Regions from separate parts of the Mus musculus genome. Here region 2 is linked to region 1. The links are chromatin loops, found by intact Hi-C in ENCODE. Cell type or tissue: heart. All regions are shown on one strand. Each heading gives the region's core, and the rest is flanking DNA. Links, peaks and the distances in the headings are about the cores only. Region 1 has its middle 72 kb from the start of Gm36548. Region 2 holds the start of Gm36470 (predicted gene, 36470).

Region 1 (2,904 bases), core at 263-2,762:
TATCACACTGCCACAGAAACAAACAAAGTCCAGTCAAACTCTCGAGACTTCACCTCTGCCATCAAAAAAAAAAAAAAAAAAATTCCAGGAATAGACACTGCTCTAGAATTTGATACCATAACACTTCCCAGAATCTCTGTTCAAGTCTGCAAGCTAGCTCAACTCCGCTTTAGTCTTCGGTCTTTACTGTTGGGTTATTTTAGCCATTTGAAGTTCCTATAATGGCTTGTACTGCCCTTGATCATCTTTGGTCCTGCCCGCTGGTGGACCTCTGGTGTCTCCTATATCAAATGGTCTAACTAGTCCCAAACCCAAAGGAGTTAGCATCATCTAGAAGTCAGGGGGTCCCTTAGGAGAAAGAACCCAAAGGTAAAGACGACAAGCCAAGACAGATATAATTCCTTCTTTTCTGTCTTTTGAGGTCTCCATAACCCACTGTTACTCCACTGAGACTGGGAGAAAACACCAGATGGGAATGCACACGTGTAGTTCCCAAAATTGAAGGTCGTTTCACAAAGGACATGCATGTGCTATTAAAAGTGGCATGGTCTCAGGTTAAAGATGTAGCTCAGTGTTAAAGAACTTACCTATCATGTGCAAAGTCTTAAGTTTGATGTGGTCGGGGTGGATCTCAAAGCTCAAAGGCATCCTCATGTAAAAGGTGGCTGTGGATACTACAGACTGCCAGTTAGGATCCTCTCCTTGTACTTATTGGCTTAGTTTGTACGCGGGATTCATGTAGGTGTATTACCTATGTATTAGTTTCTGAATCAGTCAAGTGTTGGCTTTGACAGCTACAATAACATGCATTATCACAATGGTCTAACCCAGTTAGAGAATATTCTTTCTTATGCAGGGAGTAGGGGAGTTGGGTAAAAGTACTTCAGATCTGTGTGCTGCAAATAAGATGTCATTAGAGACATCTGTCCGCACAACTGTCCCTAGAACCTTGCTTTATAGCTTATGATGGAGATCGGGAATCTGTCTGCTTGTCCTTTAGGGACTAGGCCCAACATACTAGGTAAAGGACAGACAGACATAATCAGACCTCCACGATGGTCGGGGTCCTCTCAACCAAGAGCCTGAAGGCTACAGGAATATACCTGAGCTTGTTGGGGGCGGGGGAGGCGTGGTGCCCGTGGGGATGGATGGGTCTGGACAGACCGGGAACATCTTGCCTGGAGAGTAGTTTCTCTGCTTGGAGACATCTGTGCCGAGTCATCACAAATGCTGCTTGGAAGGGGGTCTCTTTAAAAACAAACTGGAAGTCCTCTCTCCCCAAGCTGCAGGCTGAGAGCGCTCCTGCTCCTTGGCCTGTCAGAGACTCCCAGCCCTGCAGCCTGCAGACTTCCTGTGAAGCTAGTCAGGACAGAACTTCTTTCCTCCTGATCCTCTTCTCTGTCAGCTGTGGCTGCGGCAGTAAATCTTCAGAGAAGGCTCCTTTGGCAAGCTCTCTTCTGAACTCTGCCCTGCAGACCTTCGCAGGCACTTCTGCATTCTGCCCCATGATAATTCTCCCCCCTCTGAGACTGCTGTTTTTCTCACACTCAGGCAGGCCTCTCACTTTCCTTAACGAACTCTTTCTCTGGCCCCACTCCAAAGGGTGTGCTCCAGCAATCAAACACTTCCCCTTTTGTCTTATCACAACTCCAACAGGCCAGATAAGGTCAGGCAGAGGGAAGGGATGGCCGAGCGGGAGCAAGGAAGGAAGAGGTCTTCTAGCTAGGTTCAGTTGCTGTGAAGGCAGGTAAAGGAACACAGGGAAGAAGCTGACGCAACCTTCCCACCAGCATCTAGGACCCTTTATACGCAAGGGCACAGATCGCATAACCTCTCTCCATCCCTCGCAGCACTTCCACGGGAAGCTTCAGAACACTTAACCTACTTGGAAATAACTTTTGGTTGCTTTGAAAACAGTGGGATAGACTAAATCAGACACAAGATCCAGTATGGCACAGACAGCAGGGGATTAAATAGTTAATTTTTAGCAAACCTAAATAGAATTTCCATCATGTGCAGGCAGTCAGCTGCTATTGTGGGTCACCAAGACACAACGCACTATTTCTAGAGTTTGTGGAAAACATTAGGCAGCTCTAATAGAGTCAATGGCATTTCCTTCCTCTACTGAAACATGACTTCACTAAATCCCCGTTGAAAGTTTTTTTCCCCTCTTTCTAAACATTTCTCTCCATCTGCAGAGTAAGTCAATAAAAGAAGTTAAAAGTTAAAATGCCTAGTGAAATTTTATCAGGCATGAAATGGCATTCAAACCAGAGTTGCCACCCTGTCTTAGATGGGTGAAAATTGACCCAAACTTGGGGGCGGGGGAGGGGGGCGGGGGTGTATAACAGATTTCAGCTCTTGCAGCCACTGAGGGGAAAATCATTCCAAAGAGGCATTCCATGAAACCCAGGCTCTGTGAACAGTTGGGATTCTTGTACAAGGTACATCACTTCCAGAAACCTCTGAATTCTAGGAGGCCACCATTCTGTTCTCTTGGTGCCCTGACATGTTGCACTACACAGCCTTCATTTGTGTAGTGTGTCCCTATCGCATGAGACACTGCAGAGAGCAACCCTGAGAAGCTGTGTTACCTGTGGGTAACAGAGGGAAAATGCAGGAGACTCTGTTCATTATCTTAGAAAAGGGCTTTGGATGTTACATGTAGACCTAGAAAGGTTTTTTAAAATGGCTTTGTGGTTTTAAGTGTTTTGAGACAATTTTGCTACATAGCTCATGTTTACCTCCAACTCAAGATCCTCCTGCCTCAGCCTCCTGAACTGATTACCAGCATGCTCACTGTACTGGGGCTCCAGAAATACTGAACAAAAGAATGCAAACAGGGAAAAAGCATCCTTCTTTGCATAGGTTTAATAAATTACTAAGGGTGCCATCCTTGGGTTG
Region 2 (2,904 bases), core at 185-2,684, 140 kb after region 1:
ACCCCACGGAACCCCCATAAGTACTGTTGCTTTATTTTGTTTTCATCTGTCCTCATCAGACTGATACCCGTCCCCGTTCCCCCCCGCCCCCGCCGCCTCACCCTGTCAACACCCCAACTCTGGGGGACCTTAGGTGCAGACCCCCGATGCAGACCCCCGACGCCGCATCCCACTGGATCCCTTTTACGCCACTTATTTTCAGTCGCGAGATTCCCCCACTAGAGTGGTTGCAGTGAGAACCGGAAATTTTCATTTAACTCTCCCCCGCCCTCCGGGCCCCCAGTTCGGAGCCGATCGCTGGGGAGCACAGCCAGGGCCCGGCCGGGCCTTGCTCGCTTGCTCCGGAAGGTTTTAATTTGCACACTCGCCTCCGGGTGGTTCTCGGGCCCCGAGGCTCGCAGGTCCCCCGCCCCGCAGTCCTCCACTCGGGCCCCCAGCCGCGGCCAGAGCCCCGAGGCCCCCGAGCCTCCCCGGCTCCCCCTCGGGCGGCGCCCTCCGCCGTCCCTCCGCCCTCCACCGCTGTGCCCACCCCCTACCCGCAGAGCGCTGCTCGCCTGGGCCGCAGTAGTCAGTTACCTGCTCCGCGGGGCGAACACGTGCGGGGGCAGACAGACACTCCAGCTTCACAGGAGGCCGGCGTCCCTGGACCGCAGGTAAGGGGCCACGGACTCACGTGGGTGGGCTGAGGGGCGAGGGTCTCCGACAAGGATCGGAGTGGGTGAGAGTAACGGGGTGTAGGGGGCTGTGTGGCCCCTCGGAATCCGCTTGGGTTAACCCCTTAGGAGTTGAGACTGGGTAGGTTATGGGGGCCACCTAGAGCTAGAGATCTCCAGAGGAACCTCCCACAGCGGGGACACCCCGACACTAGAGTCCTATGCCAGTTTGAACAGATTTCATGCGTAAAATACCCATACGTTCACTTTTCATCGAGCTTCCCCAAACTGACTCTACTTGGACAGTCACATTTAAAATTGAACGTGCACCGTCTGGGTGGGATTCCGTGCTGTAGAGTGTGTTTCCGCGCCCCCACGCTCATTTTCCCTGTGCAAGTTCCCTCTGTAACCTCCCGAGGGGTGTGGGTATGGGCCCCATCTTCCCAATTAAGGAGTAAAACGTTCGCCCAGGCTTCCTGCTTGGCGACCCCTCTGGCGCGTTATGCACGGAGTAGTGCACACAGCCCACCGGGGTTGAAGCCCCGCAAGCGTGCACTCTTGCTTCAAGTCCCAAGTTTACTTTTCTTATTTAAAGCTTTGCAGTTCAAATGCACACCCTGGGCAGGAGCAGCCCGGGGCTCGGCGGCGCACTCGTCCTGTGCACGTGGGCGTATCTGCGCGGGCGCATCTGCGTTTGCGCACACGCGCGGGTCGGGGTCCCGCGGGCGGCCTCCCCTTACTGCGCTGGTGGCGACCCTTGCGGCGTTTGGCAAGGCTTCGGGAGAGGCTCATGAAGGATTTCATTGAGTGCTAAGACAGAGATCAGAGACAGAAAGCAGAAGGAGGCGGCTGCAGCCTTTGTAGTCGCGGAGGAATGCGGAAATGTTGAAGCGCTATGTCAAACTTTTTTGAAATGGGGTCAAGTCACATTCAGCCAGCGTGGGAAAGCAACAACAACTACGAAAAAGTGGAGGAGGGGAGGGGGCTAGGCACCGCCGCTCCGGTCCGGGGGGTGTAGGCCCGCGGGGGTGGGACGGCTGCCCCCTCCTGGAGCCTAGGCTGGACACCGGCAGAGGGGGAGGGCGGGCGCCAAGGCCGTTGCTCCCGCTACCTGTGTGGCCCTCGACCTGGCTCGGACCCCCGGGTGAGGGCTGGAGGGTCCTTTCCGCAGCTTTTTAGGAAAGCTCTCAAAGGAACGGGGAGTGGCCCTGCCTTGGCCGGGCGGTGCTATGCTGGCATCCAGTGGGGGTCGCTCCATGTGTTCTTTAATACCAGGCAGAAGAGCGTGGTGGTGGGGGGGATGGGTACGGGGCAGGTAAACGCATGCAGACCGTTCCGGACACGCGGCTGTGGTGGAACAAGGTCCAGCCCAGACTAAGGCCGCTGTGGGACGGGAAGGCTCACTCGGTCATCCCTAAACAACAGAACGGGGAGGGGGCGCCCGACCGCGCGCGTGGGACCTAGCCTCTGGCCTTTGGAGAACAGAGCGACTGTCTCAGCTACCGACATTCAGCCGCCCAGGATACCGGGCGGGGATTCGGAAGTCTCGACACAAGGGCAGCCCCTTCTCACACCGGGGAGACCTACGTTTACTGCCCCCTACCCCCACCGTCGTAAGGGCGGTTGCTTTTGCACGGCTTGAAAACTTAAGGACCAGTCCCGATTAGCTAGCAAAGTCCCGAAGTTACTTTTTCAGGACAGGACGAGTGAAAGTGTGACGTACCTTCCTTTCCCACATCCTTCGGATCTTTGTGTTTGTGTATGTGTGAGGTGGGGAGCACGACACTACTCCCCTTCCAGGACCCCTCGCTCTCCCACCTCTAGTAGCCCCAGCCCTCCCCTACCAGATGGTCTGTCCTCGCTGAGTTTCCACCAGGGAGGTCCTCCGAATCGGAGGCAGAATTTCGTCTCCCACTAAGCTTGCCATACCCCAAAGACCATTTGTGAGAGCGAGTCCCTTTCAAATGTCTCCCTGTAGAAAAACTGAAAGTAGAAAAGAAAGGAAGCAATTTCCGAGCAGATGTCTGACCACCCCTACTCGCATACTCGCAGCATCGGGTTACAGGGTTCTAGGAGCCCCAACCCCGTTCTGCGGCCCCACGTGGGTGAACCCCCGGTGCTTTTACGCCAGCTTCCGAACTCCCCCAGGTCGCCCCATACCCTGCACGACCAGGCCCCTGGAGTCAGGGAGGGCAGCGGAGAACAATAATATAGGTATAAATATTGAGCCGTGACATTGACGCGCCCGGCG

The links. A loop is a pair of places that touch in the nucleus more often than their neighbours do. Peaks named below come from ENCODE experiments on the same cell type or tissue, not always from the same donor. Only the 100,000 strongest peaks of a DNase experiment are listed, where the experiment ranks them.
Region 2: it touches region 1 in a loop (4-fold over the local background); 1 of 42 quality-filtered maps calls a loop at or near these places.

Annotation. Positions count from the first base shown.
Region 1 is chr5:3,197,046-3,199,949 of GRCm38, forward strand. No RefSeq gene overlaps it. Among named protein-coding and RNA genes, the nearest start is that of Gm36548, 72 kb to the right of the region's middle. In heart, for the core only: no CTCF peak of the experiment used is centred there; a DNase peak (open chromatin) is centred at 1,536; H3K4me3 peaks cover 662 bases; H3K27ac peaks cover 878 bases.
Region 2 is chr5:3,340,922-3,343,825 of GRCm38, forward strand. It overlaps Gm36470 (predicted gene, 36470), which reads right to left and starts at 2,638. Exons shown (of 4, transcript NR_168898.1): 1 at 2,377-2,638. It also overlaps a transcript of Cdk6 not described here. In heart, for the core only: a CTCF peak has its summit at 1,733 (motif pointing left); DNase peaks (open chromatin) are centred at 290, 500, 1,330 and 1,880; H3K4me3 peaks cover 2,500 bases; H3K27ac peaks cover 2,500 bases.